3 separate regions of the Mus musculus genome follow, and regions 1 and 2 are each linked to region 3. The links are chromatin loops, found by intact Hi-C in ENCODE. Cell type or tissue: left cerebral cortex. All regions are shown on one strand.

What was found. Hi-C counts contacts between places; a loop is a spot of excess contacts. Peaks named below come from ENCODE experiments on the same cell type or tissue, not always from the same donor. Only the 100,000 strongest peaks of a DNase experiment are listed, where the experiment ranks them.
Region 1: it touches region 3 in a loop (5-fold over the local background); 4 of 42 quality-filtered maps call a loop at or near these places.
Region 2: it touches region 3 in a loop (8-fold over the local background); 3 of 42 quality-filtered maps call a loop at or near these places.

What each region holds. Positions count from the first base shown.
Region 1 is chr15:68,924,204-68,932,203 of GRCm38, forward strand. It overlaps Khdrbs3 (KH domain containing, RNA binding, signal transduction associated 3), which reads left to right and starts at 4,217. Exons shown (of 9, transcript NM_010158.2): 1 at 4,217-4,630. The coding sequence starts at 4,543. In left cerebral cortex, CTCF peaks have their summits at 82 and 4,068; DNase peaks (open chromatin) are centred at 105, 799, 1,340, 2,002 and 12 more places; H3K4me3 peaks cover 4,508 bases; H3K27ac peaks cover 5,646 bases.
Region 2 is chr15:68,431,090-68,439,089 of GRCm38, forward strand. No RefSeq gene overlaps it. Among named protein-coding and RNA genes, the nearest start is that of Mir30d, 94 kb to the left of the region's middle. In left cerebral cortex, a CTCF peak has its summit at 429; DNase peaks (open chromatin) are centred at 363, 3,978, 5,093 and 5,660; H3K27ac peaks cover 2,856 bases.
Region 3 is chr15:68,751,011-68,759,010 of GRCm38, forward strand. Gm49415 (a long non-coding RNA gene) reads left to right here and starts at 4,276. Exons shown (of 3, transcript XR_003951645.1): 1 at 4,276-4,909; 2 at 5,631-5,743. In left cerebral cortex, no CTCF peak of the experiment used is centred here; DNase peaks (open chromatin) are centred at 3,617 and 4,021; H3K27ac peaks cover 4,259 bases.

The sequences.
Region 1 (8,000 bases), 170 kb after region 3:
TCCTTGGAGTTCCTTTCAGTGGAGGCCAAAACCCAAGTGGCTGCCACACAGTTCGAACTTTTGAGGGAATGTGCTTCCGAATTTGGCCACGAGGGGGTGTGTGTGCAATAGCTGTGGCATCATCTTTGCTGAACAGGCGTTGACTGGGTAGCTTTGCTGCAGTAAAGAGAAACATGCAAGAGGACCTGGCCTTGCCATCCATCAGATTGAACGAGGACTTGCACGGAAAGCCTGTGAATACAGAGCAACAGGCTAGGTGTCTCTAGGTATGTGAGTGATTAAGCTGGAGGACATGATTCTCCTGTTTGTAGCCTGAGTGGAACAGAAATGATAGATTATCTGAGTGTACATATACGCATGTATGATCATGTGCATATGTGTTTCTCTTTGTGTACATATTATGTTCACGTGTATTCGAGGAAATGTATCTAATTCTCCTCCCAATGTCTGGACTGTTTCAACTTTCTTAGTCACACTTACTTGATGTTTGAGTTTCCTTCTGGCTGTCTTCTGCATTGAGTAGGGGCCTCGTGGAGTCACTCCTGATCTGTGGATGTGCTCTGAACATTGTGACTCCTGCCTTCCAAAGTGTCTCCTTTCCTTCCAGGGTTGCTTTCTACCCTTCCAGCCACACAGTCTAAGCTTGTGTAACCTGTTTTCTATGGCAAAAACTGGAGTCAGAGCCCAGAGTGGATCTTCTTGGTGTCTTTTGCTGTAACATGCTCATGATGGATTTCTAGGTGAGGCTATGCCATCTTTTGGTGTCCCCCTTACATAACAAAGCCACTGTCTCGAAGATTGGAGTAACAGTGATGTTAGAGAATTTATTTTTAAGGAGTGATCCCTGAATACATGACTGCTTGCATTGACCTGACTGCTCAACCAGACGCTGGGCTAAGGAGCTGAGAAGGCTCCAAGGACACAGAAGACAAAGACTCAGTGTGGTGAGCATGAACAAGAGCATAAATAACACTGGTGTAGAGAGAAGGAGGAGTCAGAAAGCATTAATGCTGTGTCTATGTGGAGGTTAGTGAGGTATAAATCTTAACTGACCCTTTCCCGGTGCTCAGAGATAATGCTTGCTGGGGAAAGATTGGTAGCTAGTAAGTAAGGGATATGGGGGCCAGAATGAGATTTGAACTTTTCCACTCATGAGAATGTAACATAGGGCTCATATCTCTTACACATTCAAAGGGAAGTTTGTAATGTGGGTAGCAATCCTTATATAGAAGAAAACTAGCTCACAGACACTGGCTGTGATTGGAGCATGCCCTGATGGTGTCAGGCACAGCAGCAGTGTGTGTGATTCACTGGAGCTGATGTCAGAGGCCAAGGGTCTGTCTCTCCCTGGGAAAGAAGGCCTGGAAGTCGGCGGAGATTATAAAATGACAACTATCCCTCTGGGGTTGCAGAGACTTGGCTGTGCTCCTTCTGGTAGCCTGGAATGATGGGTAACAGTGGCTTGGGAGATACTCCTTGCATCTCTGGGACTGAGAGTCAAGACAATGACTTGGAAAGGTAGTTATGTTCCCTTATGCCAGCTGAGGGACTCCATGGAGTGTGGACAGGAGATGTAAAGCCTTGTGTAAAGCCAACAGTGCCCTTGTGCCCTTGTCCAGAGGTGCCATTGGAGAAGACATCTTTTGCTTCTAAATCCAGAGCAGTCTCAGTCCACAGGAAGTGCTTGGCCAGAGCAGGGTATTCTAGAGAGATCTCTGGCCTAGAATCCCAAAGGCTTGAATTTATATCACTGCCGGCTGATGTCTGCAGGGGAGCTATTACTTTCTCCAAGACCCATCACCCATGGGATGGTAACTTCATGAAGAACAGCAGAGTAGCCAGCAAAACATGGAGGTGGTGCCCTGCCCTGGATCTTATGGTCCAGCCAGACTGGTGGGTGGGGACGATTTTCTGAGCCTCTTACAGGAACATCAGTCTTCTCCCCTAGAGGACCCAGCATGAGCACTCACAGGGCTGGGCACCTGCCCACTTGGAGAGTTCTGTGAGGAGGAGGGTCCAGAGCAGGCGCGTTAGCATCTCTGTTGTAGGCCTCATGGTACACAGTCCTCCTCCCCAGCTGCTGGCGGGACATCTCTGCCAAAAGCACCACTGGAGGAGGGACAGAGATCTAATCAGGCTCAGATCACTACCCGGGAAAGGGTTAGGTGTGGGAAGGGTTCAGACTAGGAGGGCCTGGAATCTCAGCTTGCCAGTGGTGGCACAGTTGGCAAAGTATAAAATTCCTCAGCCTTGGAGATTTCTTGATGAGTAAATGGTGATAAACTGAATCTTTCCTGCAGGTATCAAGAGGACGATGTATAAAGCTGCCAGAGCAGCTTGGCACTTAGTAAATGCTCATAATAAAGATAATTAGTAAATGCTTAATAAAGATAATTAGTAACTGCTTAATAAAGATACTCATCAGTGAAAGTTTAGACTACTACCGAGGCAGAAAATGGAAGACACGGGGCAGGGAGCGCTGTTTCACCAGGCACTCTGCCTGCCTCTTCTCCTCAGTAGTGTTTGTCAGAGGATCCCTGGAATTCAAGTCTAGGGAGACTAGAGCAAGAGGCATGTGCTTCTATTTAGATGTAAAGGGAGAAAAACCTTCCCTTAAGAACTCCCCAACTGCCTCACATCTGGCCCCCCAAGAACTATGTTATGTCAGGGACTGCTGACATAACATAGTTCTTGGGGGGCCAGATGTGAGGCTCAGACTTGGGCCACACTGCATGGCCAGACCGGCATGGGGCTCAGGGTCAGAAGCAGGATCTACCCTTATGAGCTTGCTCTGCTGGGGTTGTGCTCTGTCTTCAGCATCAAGGAGCACACAGATGGTGTTGCCTGCTGCCTTTCGAAGCTTCTGCCTCAGAAAGCAGCCATGCGAGGGAGACTGCCACAGAACAGTCTGGCTTTCATTTTGTGCCTGGTGATTGTGAAATAGTACATCCTTATGAGGTTCCTAAGAAATAATCTTTTCTCATCTCCATAGGATAGATGAAGAGACTGAGGCACAAATGACCTAAGTTTGCTAAAAGGTCAGAACTAGTTAACCACTGTATTTTACTGCCACTTGCCAGTTCTGACTAAAGAGAGACAAGGGGGAGGTTGTTGTCGGGGACGCTACAGTAGTACCTAACCTGCAACCAAGTCCACACAAGGCTGGAAAAGGGATCAGGTGCTTGGGGGATTCCTTCAGCACACTGTTCTGGCGCTCTCTCCACATCCGTCCCTGACAACAGGTGTTAGAGACCTCTCCCTCAGACAAAATTTGCTGTTCCCCAAGATAGCCCTAGGCTAGTGAAAGCGGAGTTGTAGTTCTGTGAAGGGCTTTAGAGTACAGGGAGAGGAAAAAAACGAAGCAATTAAGGTTTTTCTAGGGAAGTCTTGAGCACTGTCAAGGGACTCTGGTTATCGAGGTTGGGGTTATGATATCCTCTGAACAGGGACTCAGGAGTCCTTGGTCTAGTGTGAGACATTTATTCCACACACCTCAGAGGATCTAAAAGGAGCCTAGGAGAGCATTTGCTGGGGTCTGGTTGCCTGTCGGAGGGCGACAGAAGACATCACCACCATGCGTGGTGTGGTAGGTTCCCTACTGGAGACAGTTTAGAGAGACTCATTCATCCACGTCCAGACACCACCATATAAGGAGAAGGGCAACACGGAGCAAGTCTCGGAAGACAAAGACAGTCTGAAGGGCAGGCGCTTTTATGTAACCGACTTCTGCGCCAAGGGTCTCAGGAGGCTGGCGTTTTAAGTCCTGCCCGGCGGTATTTTCGTACAAATAGCAGCGGACAGCAAAGCGACCTAAGTTGGGCAAGTTCGTGGTGCTTTGGCAAACCAGGAGTCTGGTCGCACTGCCTGTTCCCAGAGCCTGGCAGTATGAACCTGGGCTCCAAAGGCTCTGCCCTTGTCCCTTCTGGCTAGGACGGGTGACCTTGGACGCGCCACTTGACCCATGAGCCTCAGTTTCCCAGACTGCACATACAAGGCAATGCTGGACAGCTTACAGACGCTCATCGGGGAGCCCTGGATGGAGACCCCTGATCTAGGGACCGGAAGCGCCCCTACAATGTCCCCGCTGCGGGCCCGCGCAGTCCCAGTGCCCCCACGAGGCGGCGCGCGCCGGGCGGTCAGCATAGCGCGCAGGCGCGGCGGGCGGGGCGGGGAGGGCGCGGGGCACTGCGCGGCGGCTCAGAGCGCGCGGGGTGGCGCGCGGGGCGGGTCGTGGCAGAGCAAGGCATCGTCGCAGCCGGCGAGCAAGACTGGCCAGCGCTCCTCGGCTTTCCAGCCCGCTCTCTTCGCTCATCCCGCCGCCTTGCAGCCCGCGGCCCGCAGCGCGGTGATCTGGGGCTCCACGGGGCCGGGCTGAGCGGCCGCCGCCCGCCCCGAGCCGCCGCCGCCGCCCGGCCGCCCGCCCGGCTTAGCCGCCGAGGCGCCTGGCGGGGTCCGCGCCGCCGGGGGCGGGCGGCTCGGGCTGCGGGGCGGCTGGCGCGCGCGCGCCGCGGGGCGGAGAAGCGGGCCCGGCGGCCGGCGAGCATGGAGGAGAAGTACCTGCCGGAGCTGATGGCGGAGAAGGACTCTCTGGACCCCTCCTTCACGCACGCCCTGCGCTTGGTGAACCGAGGTGAGCTCGGCGGCCGTTAACGGCACCCGCGTAGCCGGCTCCGGAGAGGAGGGAGGAGGCCCGACATCAGCAAGGGACTGGAGTCTCTTCCTTGGGGACCCTGGTGGACCCAGGGGAAACTTCTGGGAGGAGGACAGAGAGCGTGTAGGAGCCTGTGTCTGGACTGGTCCTGGATGAGTCCACCAGAGAGAAAGAGAGTGGGACGCCCTGGGACCTGGGGTGTTTGGGGTATCTAAGGAGCTGCAAGAAAGCGCATCAGGGATAAGGATGGGCTTGGGCGAATCTGCTGCGCAGGAGGTGAAGGGAACAGGTGCTTGGTTTGTTAGTGAAGTTTGGGGACCTTGGAAGAGGTTTAGGGTCAGATCCTCCAAGCACGATAGAGGGGAGGACTCCAGCGGCCCCGAGGGAGGAGCCCAGCTTCTCTCCCACGGTTTTTCTGTGTGTGCCTAGGCGGCCGCCGGCTGGGCAGTTTGCTGTTCCTGGGGGCGGGCACTCATGCCAGCCTGGCAGGCAGGCGGCCCTTGAAGGTCTCAGTTTGGTAGAGGAGGCCCGCCAGAGAGCCAGTTCTTGCTCGCTCTTTTCTCTTCTTGAGACAAGCTGGTCGGGTGACCCTCATTGGTGTCAGGCTTAGGGTTGAACACATTGCCAAACGATCCACCCGCCTGTGCCATTTTTCACACTCCTCCAACCAGCGCGGGTGGTAAAAGGAACCGGGAAGTGCCAAGGACAGGGACACTGGGGTTTATGGAGGCACGCCTACCCAGGACAGTATTCTTCAGGTTTACTTCTCCTCTGGCTTCCTGAATCATCTGTTGGGATGGAAGGTAAATGAAGCCTGCCTTTACCGGATCTATCTGCGACACCCGGGTCCAGCATGGTTCATGTTTCAGAGGAAGATGGTCTGGGAACCTCTGGTTCTTTTTTTTTTTTTTTTTCACCCCTCTCCTTTTCCATACTTCTTTTTAAGGGATATGACAGAAACATTATCTGGTCAGATCTGTAACCATTTTTATGAATCACTTTGTCTAGTGGATCCTATTGGGGGTATGCTGTTCACAGCGCTGGTCCTGACTCTTATTGTTGGGAGAGAAAGATGAGGCAGACATATTCTATTTGTGTGTAGACACCTATGTTTTAGAACCACGACCTCTGTTACTTGCCTATTGTAGACAGTTGTCAGGATTAGGCTGTTGTCCTCCTGTGGGGGTGGTGTGGAGAGAATTACTTTCTCCAAGAAGTGAAGCTTCTTTGAACAGAAATATGCTTGCCAGCCTCTCCCGTTAATGGTTAGTGGCATGCTTATTTTGATTTCTTTAATATACCGGAGCTTGTGAAAAAAGTCATGGGCGTTGTTCAGTCTTAAATTAGTGGAAAGGAATTTTAAGTTTTGCTGCCCGGTCCTTCTGAGCAGTCTTGTAGTTAGGTCCCTGCAGTTAGGTTTGTACTACCCACTCCCGATCTTTATGTCTAGCTTTGGCTTCTTGCTGGGCTCTCATCTCTGTAAGAAATTTCTTTGTACAACGTGTGAGATCAGCGGATTAGAAATGGTCAGAACCAAGTACGTTTTTTCCGGGTGAAGAGACCAAGTCAAACTTGGGTCGGACTCCCAAGTTTGAGACTGGTTTCAAAGGGTAAGGAGTTCTTTTAAAAGTCTGGGTTGTTTTCCTGTGTCGTGTTGTCGTACCGTGTGCTGTTCAGATGCTCACAGTTCCATCGGTTCCTGTGTCTGCTGGCGTTAGTAGTGGCTCCATTCCTTGAACCAGACACTGTGGGAGGTGGTTTTTGTTTTTTTGTTTTTTTGTTTTTTTTTGGCTTGTTTGGCTTTGAACTCGGTTGCCTTGCTTTTCATCCGGACTGTAATTCTTGTAAGAAGTACATTTCTTAACGGCGAAGGATGCTCTGCTGCCAGAGTGCTTCTGTTACTGTGAGCTTTTGCATCACTTGAGATGGAGCCTGATACCCAGAACACGGTGCTCTGTCATTTGAAATATTAATTATGGTCGGTTACGTAACTCCAACATTACAAGGGCTTTAAAAAAAAAACTATCAAACTATCAGGTCTGAAGTCAGCATTTGGGTGATTTTTGGTAAAGTTTTATTTGAAATCTGATAGCCACCCCTTTTCCTGGTTATATGACAGCATGTTATTTACTACAAAGAAAGTCTTTTTAGAGGTTATGCTGGAATCTCCCACAGGTGGGGATGGTCGATACTGAGATGATTTTTTACTATGGTGTGGCATGCGAGAGAGACTCCGCAGCTAATGTCCCCAGAGCTCACGGTCCTTAGGGTTTTGCACAGGATTTACAAAGTTTCCACGGCACTTGAAGACTTGCTGTCTAGTTCCATCCTCACAGTTCCAGCCCCGGATGCAAGACAATCAGTGCTTTCCCAGAGGTTGCTGGGACCCCTGCTGCATGTCAGCCTGTAGGTACTGAGAATTAATTTGAACCCACATCTTCTGTCTTGAAAGACATTCTTCTTTCTACATGTGACTTTCCCCCAAGAGATGAAATGAACTCTTCTGGTATGTCCATTTAAACTACCGTTGAAATCAGTACAGTGAATATGATTGTCCCTGGTTAGTTTAATGTAAGAGAGGGAATTACTATGTCCCTTAGAAGGATTGATGCTGCTGTAGGAGACAGGGGGCTCTTTCTGCATTTTGAAGAAGCAGACCTCCATTGTAGACTTCTGAAGGATTTAATTCCCAGGCCAAGGCACCTGTGAATTAAAGCCCTCCCATGACCAGTATTTTAGTTTAGTAATCAGCACCGTACAATAATGAGACAGATTATAAATGAGACGTAGTTATTTCAGAATGCGGTATTCATAAACATCGATCAGCGTCCTGGTTGAGTTATCACTGTTGCTACAGTCTTTAAGTAAGGACTGGTGCAGGCAGCCATCAGGTGAGACCTCTGCCAATGCAGGTACTCGGCTGCCTTTTGTCCAGGCCGGTGGCTCATGGTGGGCACGAGTTACCGAGTTGACTTTTAATTTTCAAAGATAACTGCTTCTCTCTGATTGCCCCAAATGTAAAATCTCACTTGCCAATAAAAGTAAGGCTAGTGCTTAATTGGCATTGAAGACAAAAGAAGTCAGGCGTGGTAAGAAAGGAAAGAAATGCAGCTTTGGTGTTCACTCACCGTTCCCCCCCACTCCCCCGGTTTGCTCCCCGGTCATGCCTACAGTGTGAAGTGCTCACGTCCTGCTGGGGAGGTTAGTTGGAGACTACAGGGGTGGTGCGTGCTACCTGGTACATTTGCCAGGGGGAGATAGTCGGAGTTATAAAGTCCCTCCCCAGAATGTCCTGTGTCGTGATTTAATGTCACACTTTGGTCATGGTTTGGATGGCTCCCCGTTCAAG
Region 2 (8,000 bases), 320 kb before region 3:
GCTTTAAAGATTTCTCTCCCAGCAGCTAGATACAGATATATAAAATCCACCCACATTACAAATGAAAATGATTGATACACATCAAAAAAGTTATCTGCATTGGATAATAAAACTTAGCTCAAGTCTCTCTTTAAAACCCTCACTCCATGAATTTAACTGAAAAGGCAGATTTCTTAGAAATTCAGCACTAAGGAATTTAAGTGCTTGGAAAGTTGGTAGTGCCAAGGGAAAACACATTTTAAAATATTTATTTATTTTATTTTATGTGCATGTATGTATGCCTGGGTGTATGTCTGAGTATCAGGTGCATGCAGGAGCCTGCAGAAATCAGAAATGTCGAATCTCTTGGGAGCTGGAATTACAGACGATTATGAGTCACTGTGTGGGTGAACCCACATCCTCTTCAGTGCAGTAAGTGCTCTTAACCACTGAGCCATCTTTCCAGCTCCAAATTCAAATTGTTGTTAATGGTCCTGGAATTTTATATAGAATGTACCCTTTAATTCTTCCATGTGACAAAGCAATTAGCATTAGTCTTAATATAGAGTGGGGGCATCTGAAATTCTGTTATGTTAAGAAATTACATGCATATACATTGGTGGTATCGATCCCAGCAATGTTTCTTCTAATGCAGGCCTGTAGAATTACAACTTCAGGCAATATATGTGTCCTGTGGTCATAGGATTTGATTACTTATTGCACAAGGCTGAGTGCTAGAGTGTCTTCTTCAGAGGACATGAGTTAGAATCCTAGCTTTTCCACTTATTAGCTTGTGAGGCTTTGGACAAATACATGTCTTGGTTTCCTTGCTTGTAGAACGGGCATTCTAATACTGCCTTCTTTGTAGGATTGCTTTGAAGATGAAGTGACTATTAATCCTTAGAAGCATACCTGAGCAATAGCAGGTATTCAGCAAAGGTTAACTCAGTTGTTGTGTGTTGTGGGGGATTAGAACTCAGTTGCTGGGTGTTGTGGGGGATTCGAATTGTTGTGACTTCCCACCTTTGCTTGTCAATAAGGTCTTTCTAGCCTAACTCTACTTTTAAAATCACCTTGCTATGAATTTAAAAAGCACCCCATCTAAGTCACCTTGTTTCAGCCTTCCAGAAATTGCTTAATAAATATTCAAATTTTTGATGACTCTGAACAGCCCTCCCAGAGTGTTCTTGTATGAAAATACCATGTGGAGACCCTGGATCTGTTTTGAACCAGAGAACATTTTCCATTATCTAGAGGCCAGAAGGGGCCAGAAGTCTTTGATAAATGATCTCCCTAGCTCCAAATAAAAGTGGCCCAAGGATGACAACCCAGACCTTTCCAGGCAGGATTGGGGAGCAGAGGCTGACACATTGTAGGGGGAAGGACCATAGCCCTGTCCTGGGAAAGGAGAATTGGAGTTCTTGAGTCCCTAGAAGGAAAGGATTTGGGTGATACCAAAGCAAAGAGTCTTTGAGGTGAGAAATGGCAGGAATGGGCTGGCTGAGCCTCCATCTATCACGTTGCAGGCCACAGCAGACACTTCTATGGAAAAATTCTCAGCACACAGAAGGAATATGTGGTTCTGCAAAACCCAGCCTTCTAATGGACTTCATAGTATTATACAGGGAGGATGTTTAGCTGCCATCATGGTAATTAGAAAACAGATCATGCCCCATGTTTCATATCACGCACACTCTAGTGTCTCAGTAGCATGACCTTAGGGGTTCAGTAAGAGTCAAAATCTTTCCCCACCACGTTCTTGACCTTAGAAAATTAGTTTCTTCACAATCACATGTAGATGCTAACATTCTTACCCAAAATGTTGTGAAGATTAAATGAGTTAAAGTTGGGGACCACATCTGACCTTAAGTGCTCAACAGACACTGAGTGTTTGTATCACAAGAGAGTCGCCTCCGTTCTTCATCTCAGAATAGGCTCAGCACCTCTCTTGGCTGATGAGGTGAGATGGACCCAATTTGATTTTAAAATAGCAGCATGACTGGCTGTCTTAGCCATTGTTCTGTTGCTGAGAAGAGGTTATACCATCACCAAAGTCACACTTATAACATAAAACAATTAATTGAGGGCTTGCTTACAGATTCAGAGTACATTTTAATCATGGTGGGGAGTATGGCATTGGATTCAAGTGCAGAAAAAAGATAAAGACAGAAAAACAGAGACAGAGAGAAAGACAGACAGACACGCACACTAACACACATCAACACACACACACATACACACACACACACACACACACACACACACACACAGGCAAGATATGGGGCTTGACATACATGGACTTTTGAAACCTTAAAGCCCACCCCCAGTGGCTTCAACAAGGTCATCCCTACTCCAACAAGGTCACATCTTCTAATCCTTGTAATCCTTTCGAACAGGTCCACTCCCTGGTGACTAGGCATTCAACTATATGAACCTGTGGGGGCCATTCTTATTCAAACCATCACAATGGCATTTCTTGAATTGCAGTGATAGTGAGCAGCCCAGTTCTTCTGGCTGTACAGTTCTTCTCATTATTGTGGGTGTGCACTGCATATCGACAGGCTCAGGGTTTCAGTCTTTGCCCTGATTATGATACTGCCACGGAGTACTTAATACTCAGACTTCTCCCTTACTCTGCTCTGTCAACGGTTGATTAAGATGGAATCCCTTCAGCATCCATCTCTGTATTTCCTGCTACCTTGGAATGCGGTTCTCTAGAGTATTTCCATGTTACAGGTATTCTGGCTAATCATCATGGGAACGAGGGAGAAGTGAAAGCATAGCAGAGGGCAAATTAACTCTGTAAAGTGATGTCAGCCGTGTTCTTAGCTTGCGATTCTTGCTTCTGTTTCTGGGAGGTTCAGAGATCCTGTTTCTTTTCTGCTTCTTTTCTGTCCTCTTTCCTTAACTGCCCTGCCTTGTGTAGACACGAAAAAGCACTGACAAGCTAGCTTAGGCCTTTGTTGTGTGGGTCACCCTGGGGCAGTGGGGATGTCAGTGTGAGAGACAAAGGAAAAAGGCGGAGAATGAGAAGCAGTAGGTGCATCCTTGAGTGACTGCTGCATTACAAGGGGACACACCTGATCACCTATAGCATCGTCTTACTGCACTACCATGTAACCATTTCATGGGTAACAAGGGGCAGAATACTCCTGGGGAGTTCTTGTTTCCTGCCACACTGTCCATTTGTTCCTGGAAAATCGACTCTTCTGTGCATTTAGCTGATGTAGGGGCAGAGGGAGGAGCAAGAGCTTACACCATACAGCACAGTTCCACTTAAGTCTAGGAGCGCCATGGAGCCAGATTCTCAGCTGCTCAGGTTAGGTTTCAGCAGTAGAGTGGCTTGATCTTTGTTTGACCAGGGTGTAGAGAAGCCCGTTGAAGGCAGCTGGTAGAATGGAGGAGGTGGTTAGTGTTCTGGTTTGAGGCCTAACTGGGTCCTGAGGGGAAGTGTGTGGATCTGGGAGGAGAACTTCCTTCTCACTAGTAACAACAGGCTGAGCTAGTTCCATGTTATGCTGCCTCCCTAACAACCCACTTTTTAAAACTTGCTGAGCAGGGAAGCAGAGTGATGGGGGAAACACTTGCTTTCTTATCTCTTGCCCTAGAATTAGACATGCATCTCTGCTCCCATCATCCTCTGCTAGTCGGTAGCCTTAACCCAACTTCCAGAGATAAATGCAGAGAACACCGGGAGTTTTCTTTGTGTTTTATCTGCACAGCATCCTTCCTCCCCATTCCCTTCTCCTGATTCTTCAGGGTTGGCTAAAATGTACATGGTGGCTTCCCTTAACTCACAGGTCCAGATCTTATACGGCTGAGCTTTATGAAACAACCTTGCATCAGCCTTCCTTTATTTGTCTCTAGATCATGAGGACATCAATTGATCCTTGCCCCTTCCTACTATATGCTGCCAGGAATGTGACCCATTTAGTCAGAGGCTTTGTTGGAGTATCCCTACTGCCTTGACCAAAAGGACACTAAGTTTGCAAACTGAGTTTCAATGTCACAGTTACATAGTATCTTTGAGCCGCACCTGCTTTGACTTTCATGGGATGTTATAGCACCTGCTCCGCAGAGGTGCCAGGCTAACACCTACACCATGATGATATGTAGACACTTTATCTGCACAGCATCCTGCTACATTTGCCTCTCAGTAAAATTTATTCTGTGTGTTTCATTTAGCTTCCAGGAATCTTTCGTTTAGTTTTCTCTAATGCCACAGATGCCATTAATCCATGTTATTATCCTGAAGACCTATCTTTGGAGGGCTCAGATTCCTCCCCAATGTGGAGTGGGATCATTTGAGATCACAATATACCCGTTAGAGCTTTCTCTGGCTTTATAGTCTCTTCCTCTTGTCTGGCTTTTCAGGTCACTACCACCCCAGCTGTGGGAGCTGCCCAAGCATGGTGCCAGGAAGGCAACTCTGATTTTAACCTTTCAGCCGTGAGTACTGAGAGTTGGAAAGACATGGTGGCTTAGTTTAGAGCTCATCCCCTACACCAGCACGGATGGCCCCTTTGTATCTTAAGATTCAAAGATGATGAAGAGATGATTGACAGAAAGTCTCCTTCCTCATTGGGTCTGCCAGCCTCATGCTTTGTCTTCCTTTCATTCACGTGGCCTCTGAAGGGTGACCATTATTTTCAGGTGCTCGCATACCTTCACATCACAGTCAGCAATCTTTAACAATTCCCCAGGCTGTTAAAAGTCCCGGCAAACATCCTTTTCATACCACAGTCATGTTCTAGTATCCAGATTCACCAGTGAGTCGATTGACTCCTCTCCCTCTTATGTGTCAGGCTGTGCTTCTTCTACACTGTGAGCAGAGATAGGAAATTGTGCCTCTAAACCTCTATGTATATCTTGGACTTTTACCGTATGGTATTTTCCATAGTGAGATCACACATAAGGCCTTAATGTAGGATTGTGGTGGACATGGCCTCCTGTGGCTTCCTGTCCTTTCTCCCATGGACAGTTGAGGGATGGAGCCTCATTTTGCAGGTGGATGATCAAGTGCAGAGCGTTTAATCACCCCTTGTTCACACACAGATGACAGATATTTCCTTCCTGCAAATCCCTTCCTGCTGAAGGGAGGTTTTCTCACTCATGCCAGATGACGTCATCTGTAGGCCCAGCTGTCCACAGAAACTCAAAGCTGTGAGTGTTGGAAGTCACGATTTCCTAGTCCTTCTTTGAGCTTCTAAAGCAACAACAAAAAATTACATACCTTGTTCTTCCTGTCCACAGTTCTAAAGGCTTAGAGAGTTCAGATGGCTTTAGAATTCTGCTCTGACTGAGGTTTGATGCACACAGGATAAGCACCGAATCATATTGGTTGGATGGTTTCTTTCTTTAAAGCATTTTTATATCTGAAAACATATCTGATCTCAGCTGCACCCCTGTTGAGGTCTCAGAGTCAGGCTTGATGCTCCTGGGGATAATTAAATGGTTTCAGAGAAAGTCAAGGTCACAGAGGGATTTCAAGATAGATCTAGATCTTGACCCCTGGCTTTCCAAGCAAAGGTCTGGCTGATTCCATCAGGCAGCATCTCACTTTAGAAAACAGAAGGGCCAGAGAATCAGAGTGAATTATTGTTGTAAAGTCTTTGGAGCTCTGGAGTGGGAGTGAGGTGGGTGTGTGTAGCTAGTGTGAGGGGAGTATTGGGCTGGGCTGAAGGTGGGTTCTGGGAAGTTTGAGCTTCTCCGAGCCTCAGATGTTTCTTCTGCAGGAAAGGAACAATTCACTGACTTCCTCCCACTGTTACTGTGTGCCAATGAGTCTTACAGTCTTTATATGTTCTTATCAGAGAGCATTTTGTATAGCAAATAGTCAACTAGATGAGTAATGTTGAATGAAGGTTTGTTAATGGAAGTGGAAAGCCTGAATTGAAGCCCTTAGAACTGTGGATTACATAGACAGGACACATCTTCAGTTTGACAGTCTCGACCCAGCCAAAAAAAAAAAAAAAAAAAAAAAAAAAAGGATTCCCTCCTAGTGGGGCAGAACCAGGGTTAGAAGTGAGTGTTCATCTTCCAACCCAGTGTTGGTATACAATTTCACTAAGATTCCTGGTGGCTGTATTGTGTGTGTCTCTGTGTGTGTTCACATGTGTGCATGCATGCATGACTGTGCATGTGTGCAGGGCAGGCAGCAGCCCACCTGCCCTGTGATTTCTTGTTCTTACCAGGGTTGAAGGTTTGGGTGAGGGCTGCACAGTGAGTGGTTTACCTCAGTCCAACTTTCATCCTGAAGGCCTCCATGTATGGTTAAAATACAAAGGAGTAAACAGTAAAATGGAAAATTGAATTTTTCCATTCAGTGCTCCCAGTCTCACAGTGGGGAGGGCTCTCATTATAGAGGTGAGAAAATTTGGGAAAAAGTGTCAGATGGATTTTTACTGAGAACAATTTTAGGTTCCACAATTCTCAGGTTTCGCATGGCTAGTGGCTATATGTGTGTGTACCTATTATTTTGCAGGTGTAACAAACACTGCCAAATATGGTTGAGTAAGACAAGACACATTATTTTTGTGAGTCTAAGGGTTAACTGTATGGTATTCTGTTCTGATCCAGCATGGCTGTAATGGCCTAGAAGGTCATCACTTACTTGACCAGGAGTTCCATTGTGACAGTGATAGTCAAGACTTCTGTGTGACAGGAGAGATTTTCTCTATCCCTTAGTTTGTTCACATATGCAGAAGTTTCTTTCTGGGAGCAGTGTAGAACAAGATTCAGTGCAGGATTTTTCAAGTCTCAGCTATGTCACAGAGCTGTCACAAAAAGCCTATTAGTTAAAGGCACATGGTAATATCTGGATTAAGGATTCGAGAAGAGGAAAAGGAATAGAGTCTGTGGCCAATATGCTTTCTGCTTAGCCTAAAGAGAGGGCCAGGACAGTTGGAAGGACCATTGGAGGTGGCATAAGTAGGCTGTTATCCACCTGAGCAGCACTTGAGGGCCCAGACCTGTTTGATCTTTCAGCAGAGAGCTAAACCTTGCTGGGTTCTGTTTCCACCTGGACACTGGAGGGAGCCACAGATAGAAGCTTATGGGGACAGGGGATGTCTAATGGGCTGAGGAAGGTCACCCTGGGCAGGTCCGAGAGATCCTTGGGAAACAATCCAGGGTTATCTGGAAGCTTTTGGGACAGTAGAGATGTGAGGACATCATTGTGCTGTGAGGATCAGGAGTGGCCAGCAGGCAGCCTCACTGGGAGAACAAGAGAAAACAAATCCAATAATAGCCCATGTTTGAGCGGAACATCCCTGACTAAGGCTGTTGAGTGCTGCAGTCTTGAAATGCTTCAGCAGGAAATGATATGTATTCGCTCTTCTGGCCATCTTATTCTCTAGGATTATGGCTCTCTTGCTCTTGTGTATTTTCTAAGCATGCTTTTTAGTCAGGAGAGATTCTCTGTGGCAAGTTAGCTCCCCAGTTTCAATGGCTGAACATGTTAAAAGTTTTCCTCACTCAGCTCTTTTGCAGATGTTCCTAGAAAGCATGTAAGTTTTCATGGTGTTTGTTCAGGAACTCTGATTCCCTCTGTCCCTTCTGCAGAGCTCGACCCTACTTTGGGTCCAGCATCTCACAGTGAAAGAACATTTGCTCATCAAGTAGAGCAACAGGCCACATATACAGGTTTCTGCTACTCTAACTAAATAGCTGAAATAATATGGTTAAAAGAGGAAACAATCTGTTTCCTAGTTTGGGTGTTTCTTTCCATTGTCAGTTGGCTCCATTGTCTTTGGGTGCATGATGAGACAAGACATCATGGTAGCAGCATGTGATGTAGGAGGGTGCTCACTTCCTGACAGCCAGGAAGCAAAAGGAGAGAGGAAGAAGAGGGCCAATCATTCTTCAGGAATAACTCTCCTTCATAACATAACTTCTCATCAGGCCCAACTAGCAAAGGGGCCTATCAGGAGTGCTGTCGGCAAGTGACTGAGGCTTTAAAACCTTACTCTTTTGAGGGGATTAAGTATGTAAGCCAATAGCATCATAGCAGACATCTTTTG
Region 3 (8,000 bases):
AAGAGACTAATGAGTAGATTGTTCTAATCTTGACTAGTATACAGTCTGAGATAATGCAGAATCTTATATGCTGAAGCTATATCATGAATTAACAGAATTAATGAGTAAAGCATAATAATTTTAAAAGATAAAGTGGATGACTCTACTTTAGTTTCCAAGTAAGGAAAATTACTAAGCACAATAGAGAATCAGTTGAGAGAGTGTGACACCCTTGGAGGAGAGAAGACAGCAATGAATATAGAAAATACATTTAATTTGCCTAGCCTGGTAATGTCACATATACATAGTCTACACTTTATGATAGGCAAGAAGTATTAACTGAGGCTATAGAAAGCTGAAATTTAGAATAGAACCTAAATCCTTAATAAGAAATAGAATAGAAAAATGCAATTATGAAGGTAGGAATTAAAAAGGAAGTACTTCTTCAAACAGTGCTCTATGGGGGCGGAATCCAACCCTTCAGTGCAGGTGAATTTGGAAAATGGACTCCATAATGCAAGTTCAGAAATCTCAGCTCAGTATATTAGTATAAAACATGATTCTTGTGTTATAGCATCCCTGCAGCCCTTGATGAGAGACAAAACAAAGTGCTTAGAAGCACAGATTTACTCCTCAAATGCATACATTTCCCACAAGACAAAATTAGCTTTCTCAGAAGATGAATTAACCAAAAGCACGTACAAATTACATGAGCAATGGCTTACCACAGGAGAATTTCAATGATCATGGTTAACAGGGGACCCAACACTTCCAAGACACTGAGACAACAGAACAGTCCAAAGGGACTACACAAAAGGAATATTCTAAAACTATTAATTAAATGAACAAAAAAGCAGTAACCATAAAGAGACAATAAGACATTTTAAAGAAAGCTGTATTACTTTACAGAAAAAGAAACTTGAATGACTAGACAGTAAGAATTGAGTTCCTGAATTTAAGAATCTACCATGTTAGTCAAATATCAAGCTAGACACAGCTGAAGAAGATGACTAGAGAGCTGGAAGATAAATCTGAAGAATATAATAGTCAATGAGTCAAAAGATAAAAGTCTATGAGGGAAAAATAAGAATATCTGCTGAACAGAGCTAGAAAATCCAGAATTTCACCAGTATGTAAGATTTGTAAAAGTAGGAAGATTGCGCAAAGGCAGTACTAAAAGATGTGGATATGGGCTTTGCAAAAAGGATTAGACATATTATCAGGATGTGAATCCTCAGCAGTAGATGAGTTGAGCTTCTCAAGATAAAATAGAAAGTCAAAAGGGGGGGGGGGGAGCCAGATTCAGATGCACTCATCCTGAGTGTCAAATTCTCCATTGTAACCAGCACATCAGTGCCTCCATACTGCAAATGCATCTTCGGCATCCTCTTTAAGGGCTCAGATCATGACTAACCCAGAAAGCCCTTAGAGCTATAAAACCCCTCTGAGATACTATGTCACCCAAACCCAGTTCCAGTCATGAGGCTGTCAACACAGCATTTCTTGAAATATGTTTTATAAAAAGCAGTTTTACCACGTGGTGCTCTTTGCAGAGTGATAGTGATATTTTACTGGTGAGATGTGTTGGGTTCTGTGGTCAAGTATGTTTGAAAACAATGTGTATGATACATCTTTTCCCTGAGTTAGTAAATATCAGCACATTAAACTCAATGACTGGTCCTGATGATGATCTCTGACCCACTTCCTCCTAAAAACTGAGGAGATGTGAATACAGGAATACATCTTCTAGATAGTTCCTTTGCTATGGAGTGCAGTACCCTCTGAGGCATTCCTCTCTGTTTTCCATATAGCTGTTATTAACAGAGTAAATTTCTATATGAGAAGGAACTCTTTCATATCCTTTGTATGGCTAATGATTATGGGTCATAAGGATGAAATACCAACACCTTAGCCCAGTCAAGTTCTATTAAAGTAACAACAGACCCAAGATCACTGTGATTTCCAATAAGAAACATTTTGTTGTTGTTGTTGCTTATTTATGTCTGCTCCTGATGACCTGAGCCTCTGCTTTTGCTCTTCGGTGGGAGGTCCATGGTGATACAAATGCTTTACTTTGGTCTAGTGGAGTAAGTGGGAGGGAGGAACCATAAGGTGATCAGGATAAGAAGCTTCCAAGGACAGGGAAGCCAATATGTGAGAATTATAGTATCATCAACTACATTGTCAACTCTGTCTGAACTACTTGGATATGCCAAGTAAGTGCTCTGTTGCATTGCTTTTCCCAGCTTCTTTTTTATTATTCTGTAGACTTATTTTCGGTTTCTTGGAATCTTCCATTTTGTATGGAATTCCAGACGAGGGTGATGAGGGTAATGATGATGGTCATACTGGTGATAATGATGACAGTAATGATGATTGTGAAGATGGTAATAATGAACTGAATGGTGATATTAGTGCTGATTGTTTTGATGTTATTGGGTATGACAATGATGATGATAGTGATGATAGCAATGAGAGTAATGATAATAAACACAGCTGAAGATAAGAAGCCTGTGGCTTTACTCTGTCCTTTACCTGAACCATCTCTTAGAATCCTCACAACCGGCCTGGCATTGGGCATTCATTGTGTTCCTTGTACAAATTGGGAAACCGAGGCTCAGTAAGCTTATTTAACTTAGCCAGATTCATATAACTTAGACAAAGCAGAGGTGATCTTACCATAAAATTCGCTCCTTCACCTCTGATGCATACTGCCTTCCTAAGCAGCAATGACCCTGGACATGCCAGAGAAGCTGAAGATGAGCTGACACAGTTGTCCTCTTAAGAACATATGCTGTGGGATATTAATGTCCAAAACAGAGATCGATATTCTGTGATTGCAATGTGTGAATCAGAATATGTTGGCACATCTTTCACAAGTGCTTGTCCTCTAAGCACCTAGAGGGCCATTTGTACATTTAATGTACATTAAAACCATCTGCACGCTCCTGATGTACTAATCAACAGAATAATTTATGAACATGATGTGGCTCACAGATGGAGAAGTGCTTGACTTTATATCTCCTCCGACTTTTCGTGATCACCTGAAGCACCGTGTCAAGAAGACTCCTGAAATGTCTTCAAGGAGAAGTATAGTCAAAGAAATGCCGGGTGAAAGGAAGGAAGGAGGAAGGTGTGGATATGTGTACCAAGCATTTGCTATCTCTGTTTAAGGAGAGTTAGTCATATGCTCCTAGGAGAAGATCATCTTTACATTAGTATTTAATATTATTAAAGGTGGAAGGAGAAATGAACCCAAATCTAGCATCTTCCTGTGACACAGAGCTTCACCTCTCACAGCACAGTACAGACGAGAAGGAGTGCTCTTTCCCTATCATTTGCATGGCTGTGACTGCAGGACCTGACAGAGATAGTGTAAGGGAGGGGTGGTTTGCTTGTGCTGTGGTTTCAAAGGGCTTCATTCATTATGGTGGTGGGGAAGGCATGGTGGAGCAGGTGAGCTCAGTGCAGTGGAAATCTGTGTCAAGACTTGCTCACATAGCTCCAGACCAGGAAGCAGAGAGTGCAGCAGAAGTTGGGGGCCAAGGAAATCTTCGAAGGCTCTCTCTCAATGACCTGCTTCCACAAGCTGCTACATGGTTCCTAAAACTTTCACAATCTCCCCAAATAGCACCACTGGCTGGGAAGAAACCTTAAAAACATGAGCCTGGAAGTGTGTTTCATATTCAAATTTAAGCAACAGACAAGAAGCTCATAGTTGTCAACTAACTTTCCAAGACCCATACTAGCAAGGGTTAGACATGGCATGTAGCTTTTTTTTTTTTTTAAATTATTTTTTACTAAATGACAGCACACCACTTCCTAAAATCCTCAGACTTCAACAAAATGTCTACTGGAATGTGTGATGATTCCAGGATTCCCAACACTTTTCTCATCTTTCCTCCTTGCTGGCTGAAAACGCACCCCTTTCAGAACACAAGTGACTCTGAGGAAACACACTCTGTTAGACCAGATCGTGCCTCCCAAAGGTGGCAGGTTTGCATCACGACTTTACATAAATGCTCTTGGCACTGGCAGTGGGCGTCAGGCAGGAGGATGGCTCTGCCACAAGACAAATATAGAGCTGCCATCCTTAAAACTCTAGCAAGAGACTAACCCTCAAGGGAGATGCCATGCAATAAATAATTTTTTGCCACAACACATTGCTTCCCTTTGCATAAATTTAACACCCCATTCTCTGTACAATATGTGATCTTCCTGCTAACTCTCCACAGACATAAATAGCTTTGGCAAGATGTGATAAAGGAGAAGTGGCAGAATGGAAGGGAGACAGGACACACTGAAGACCTTGACCTTGATGCTGGCTTTTCCTCAGAGAATATTATTTCCTGAATATTAAGACTATTCAGAAAGTGATGACAATGCAGCAAATACCAGTCTGATGGAATCCCCAGAGCATGATGTAATTTCTAATTTTAGACTCTAGAATGTCAGTTCCCTATTTGCTCTACAAGGTGCTGCCTGGCTGCATGCTTGCTCCCTCCTTTCCATTGCAGTAGCTAACATATTCCTCACCTTAGGTATGAAGCCTCGGCACCAGAATCAAAAGCCAATCTTGCCTCCAAGGAAAGGACTCTGAGAAGGCTTAACAAGACTAAGACCTGTCAACTATTTATTTTTCCTCAAGTCTATATACCACTTCAGGTTGTTCTGGAATTTTTGATGCACATATGTAAAATTAATAGATGTATTTCTGGAGTATAGACTGTTAGATATTTCAAATCTACTTAAGTCATTTTTCCTGTAGTTTTTGTTTCAAACATGTGTCTCAAACATGGCCTTTGGGCAATAGAGAATCTTTAATTTAAAATAGTATGGCATGTGCCCGTTGCTCTACATAGCTTATGTAACTTTGGCATTCAGTCTGAAGAGAATGCCTCTCTCCTGTGGATAGAAGACACCTGGTTAGGTAAGTTCATCTTCTTAGTGCTTCAACATTGCCATAATTCAGTACCACAATCTGCTTGTGTTGTCTTCTTCTGATCCTTGTCATTCTGAGAGTGCCATTTACTGTAACCCATCTTCCTGTATCTACAGATTTCAGTGTGACCACACAATCTGTAGATTCCATTCCTGGAAATTGGGCATCAGAAGGAATTCCAAGGGGCAGGGAAATGTCAATTCTATGCATGTAGTTTGATCACTAAGGTGCAAGAAAAATGAAATTTCACACGCATAAAATTTGGCCATGTCAGGGCAGGGGGAGGGTATAGGGGACTCTTGGAATAGCATTTGAAATGTAAATGAAGAAAATATCTAATAAAAAAAAGTTGGCCATGGATTTTCAAATTTCAGGTGACAAAGTCACTACTTTGAATAGAAACTAAAAAACTACAGGCCCAGATAAAAACCAAGAGCAAAATGATTCCAGAAGGAGTTAAGTCAAGGACAGTAAGTGGCACGATGTGCTGTGGCGTATATACTGTCTCACTGTCAACAGCCTCCCCTGACCTGGTAGCCAATGTCTGTGTCTACACTGGCAGTTCCTAGTTGAGGTTATTCACACTGGCCAACTGGAGGAAACAGGGCACTTCTGTTTCAACTGCTTCATTTCTAGGATTGACTTGGATTTTCCCGGTTTATGTACATGGGCCTATAATTAATCCTAACAGCTTTCACTAATGTTGCAGGTACCATTTGGTTATGGGCAACCCAAGGAGATGGATTAATGGACTAACAAAGTAGAACTAAACGCCAGCTATCATCTTTCCAGACCATCCTTTTGCTGCCTAATACAGCAATGGTGAGTAGTTGTGCCGAGTATCACACCTGTCTGGTATGTTACATGCCTTAAATAGACTTGGAACTTAATATTTTATAAACACTTATTCCAAAGTTCTGAGTTCTGATGTGGCATTACATTGCCACCCACTAGAGTCCTTGTGGGCATCAAAGGTCAATTATATTGCTTGTATGCTATCATTAACTCAATGGCATAATCATAAGAGCCTAAGCCACTGGGTGAGAACATAAGGAGTTAAACTCCAGCTGTATTCCTATGACTACTGCTTCTTGTCACTCAGCCCCTGAGATGTATTACCATGCCTTACTACCTAATGACCATTTACTGCCCTAATACCTTAGCTCTGCTATAACTTTGTTCTCTCTGAATATTGAATCTATATATTTTAACTGAGAACCAGTACTGGAGGACTGTGGCACTCTGGCCTTCCTGTAGAATGAAGACAGTCTGCTGGGTTAGAATAACTCAGTTACTAACCATCTTCACTGCTTTCAAGCCACATCAACATGTCAATAATCAACTATTCCAAATACTTCCATCCCAGCTTACTCTTGCCTGGATGCACTCAGTTGCCGTGAATACCAGTGCTGTTTTTCTAATGCAAACATGCAGAGGCCCTCTCTGCTACCTAGGGTTTGCTAGAGAAAGAAAATGGATTGAAAGGATATTCATTGTAAAGGGGATTTATTACACTGGCTCAAGAAATATCTTGAAACTGGGTAGTCCAACATTGGCTGTCTTCACACCAGAGAGCCTGAGAGTCCACTAGCTACTCATTCCATTCAGTTGGATGACTCAACAGTCGCAAACTGGTGCTGATGGCCTGGGGTGGGGGGATTCGTTATAATCTTGCCCTTTTTGATCCCAGATCCAATCAAGTTGAAAATCAAGATTAACCATCACATCATGCTTCTCTTCACTCTCATCTAGCCAGCCACTCAGTTCTGTTAGCTCATCTCCCCATAGCTTTCCAGCAGAACCTACTTCTGTCTCTCTTTATGGTCAGCATGTTGGCCTAAGCAACGAGCATCTTCCACCCTGACTCCACCCTGTTTCCAATCTTTCCCTCTACTATTTTTTGCACAACAAAGCCAGAGTAAGCTTTTCAAACCTATGTGGAGTTTACAAACTGGAATGCACTGAGCTCTAAGTGTTTTCTCTTTGTCTTAGCCTCTTTCTACTTTCCTCACTGTTAGTTTTTAACATTTGTTTTTAGCTATATGTGCACATGTGTAAGTATGGGAATGTGAGTGTGGGTGCCCACTGAGGTCAAAAGCATCCAGTCCCCTTGCAGCTAGAGTTATGCATTGGGAAGTGAATTCTCACTCTGTGAGCTTTTGGGAAGACCCATCTTAATTCATAGAGCTTGAAAGAGTTAAAATTCCTAGAATGTATCACAACTGCAAAAATATCCATTGCCTGTGTTCATTGTCTGCATTAGTACTTATTTATGTCTACCCTTCCAGGGAGATTAATTCTATAAAGTGAACACTGTGTGAAGTTTTTCCTGTTTCCCTCAAACCTAGTTCCCCCTTGAATTTAAGGCCCAATAAATATTTAATGAGTTAATTTATGAATGAATGCCACAATACATTCAAGCGGTTACTAAGGTCTACCTAAATATTCATTATTCTGGAATGTCTCAAAGGAGAACCTGTGAGACAGGCTGGAGCAGACAGAGCTTCAAATTCTGTCTAGGAAATCCCTTGTTTCTATCTCTCATTGTCTTCATGTTAAACACTCCTTGCTGCTCAGTGTTTTCCTGTGAATGGAGAAGTCACAGAAGCTCACTATGATGCTTATAAACCTGTCACCAGGGGGGGTCACTGGCCATTATCCTGTGTTCACTAAGATGCTTCGCTTCCATTTCATTTTCCATCCTTTTCTCCTCCACACAGAGTGAGGGAAACATTTCATTGTCTTGACTTATCATCATCTGAAAAAAATTAAACTAATAAATTAGGGTATAGTTTTAGGTCTTATAAAAAGATTTGCTAAAGGGATTCCTTGAAACATGGTGCTCTCTAAGGACATTTAAAATTGGATTTGATTTACAAAAATTTGATTTGCACATAACTACTGAGGAATGTATTGATTGCTTTAAGTGAGCTGCACGAAGACATAACTACCTTTAATCTTTTATAACAAAAGTGGCAATTAAAAATGCTTCTGCTAAGCAATTTTGAAATTGAGGGTCGATCTCTTTGTTGTTTTTCTCTTACCCAGAAGACTCCCCCCATTTCTTCAACCCTTCTCC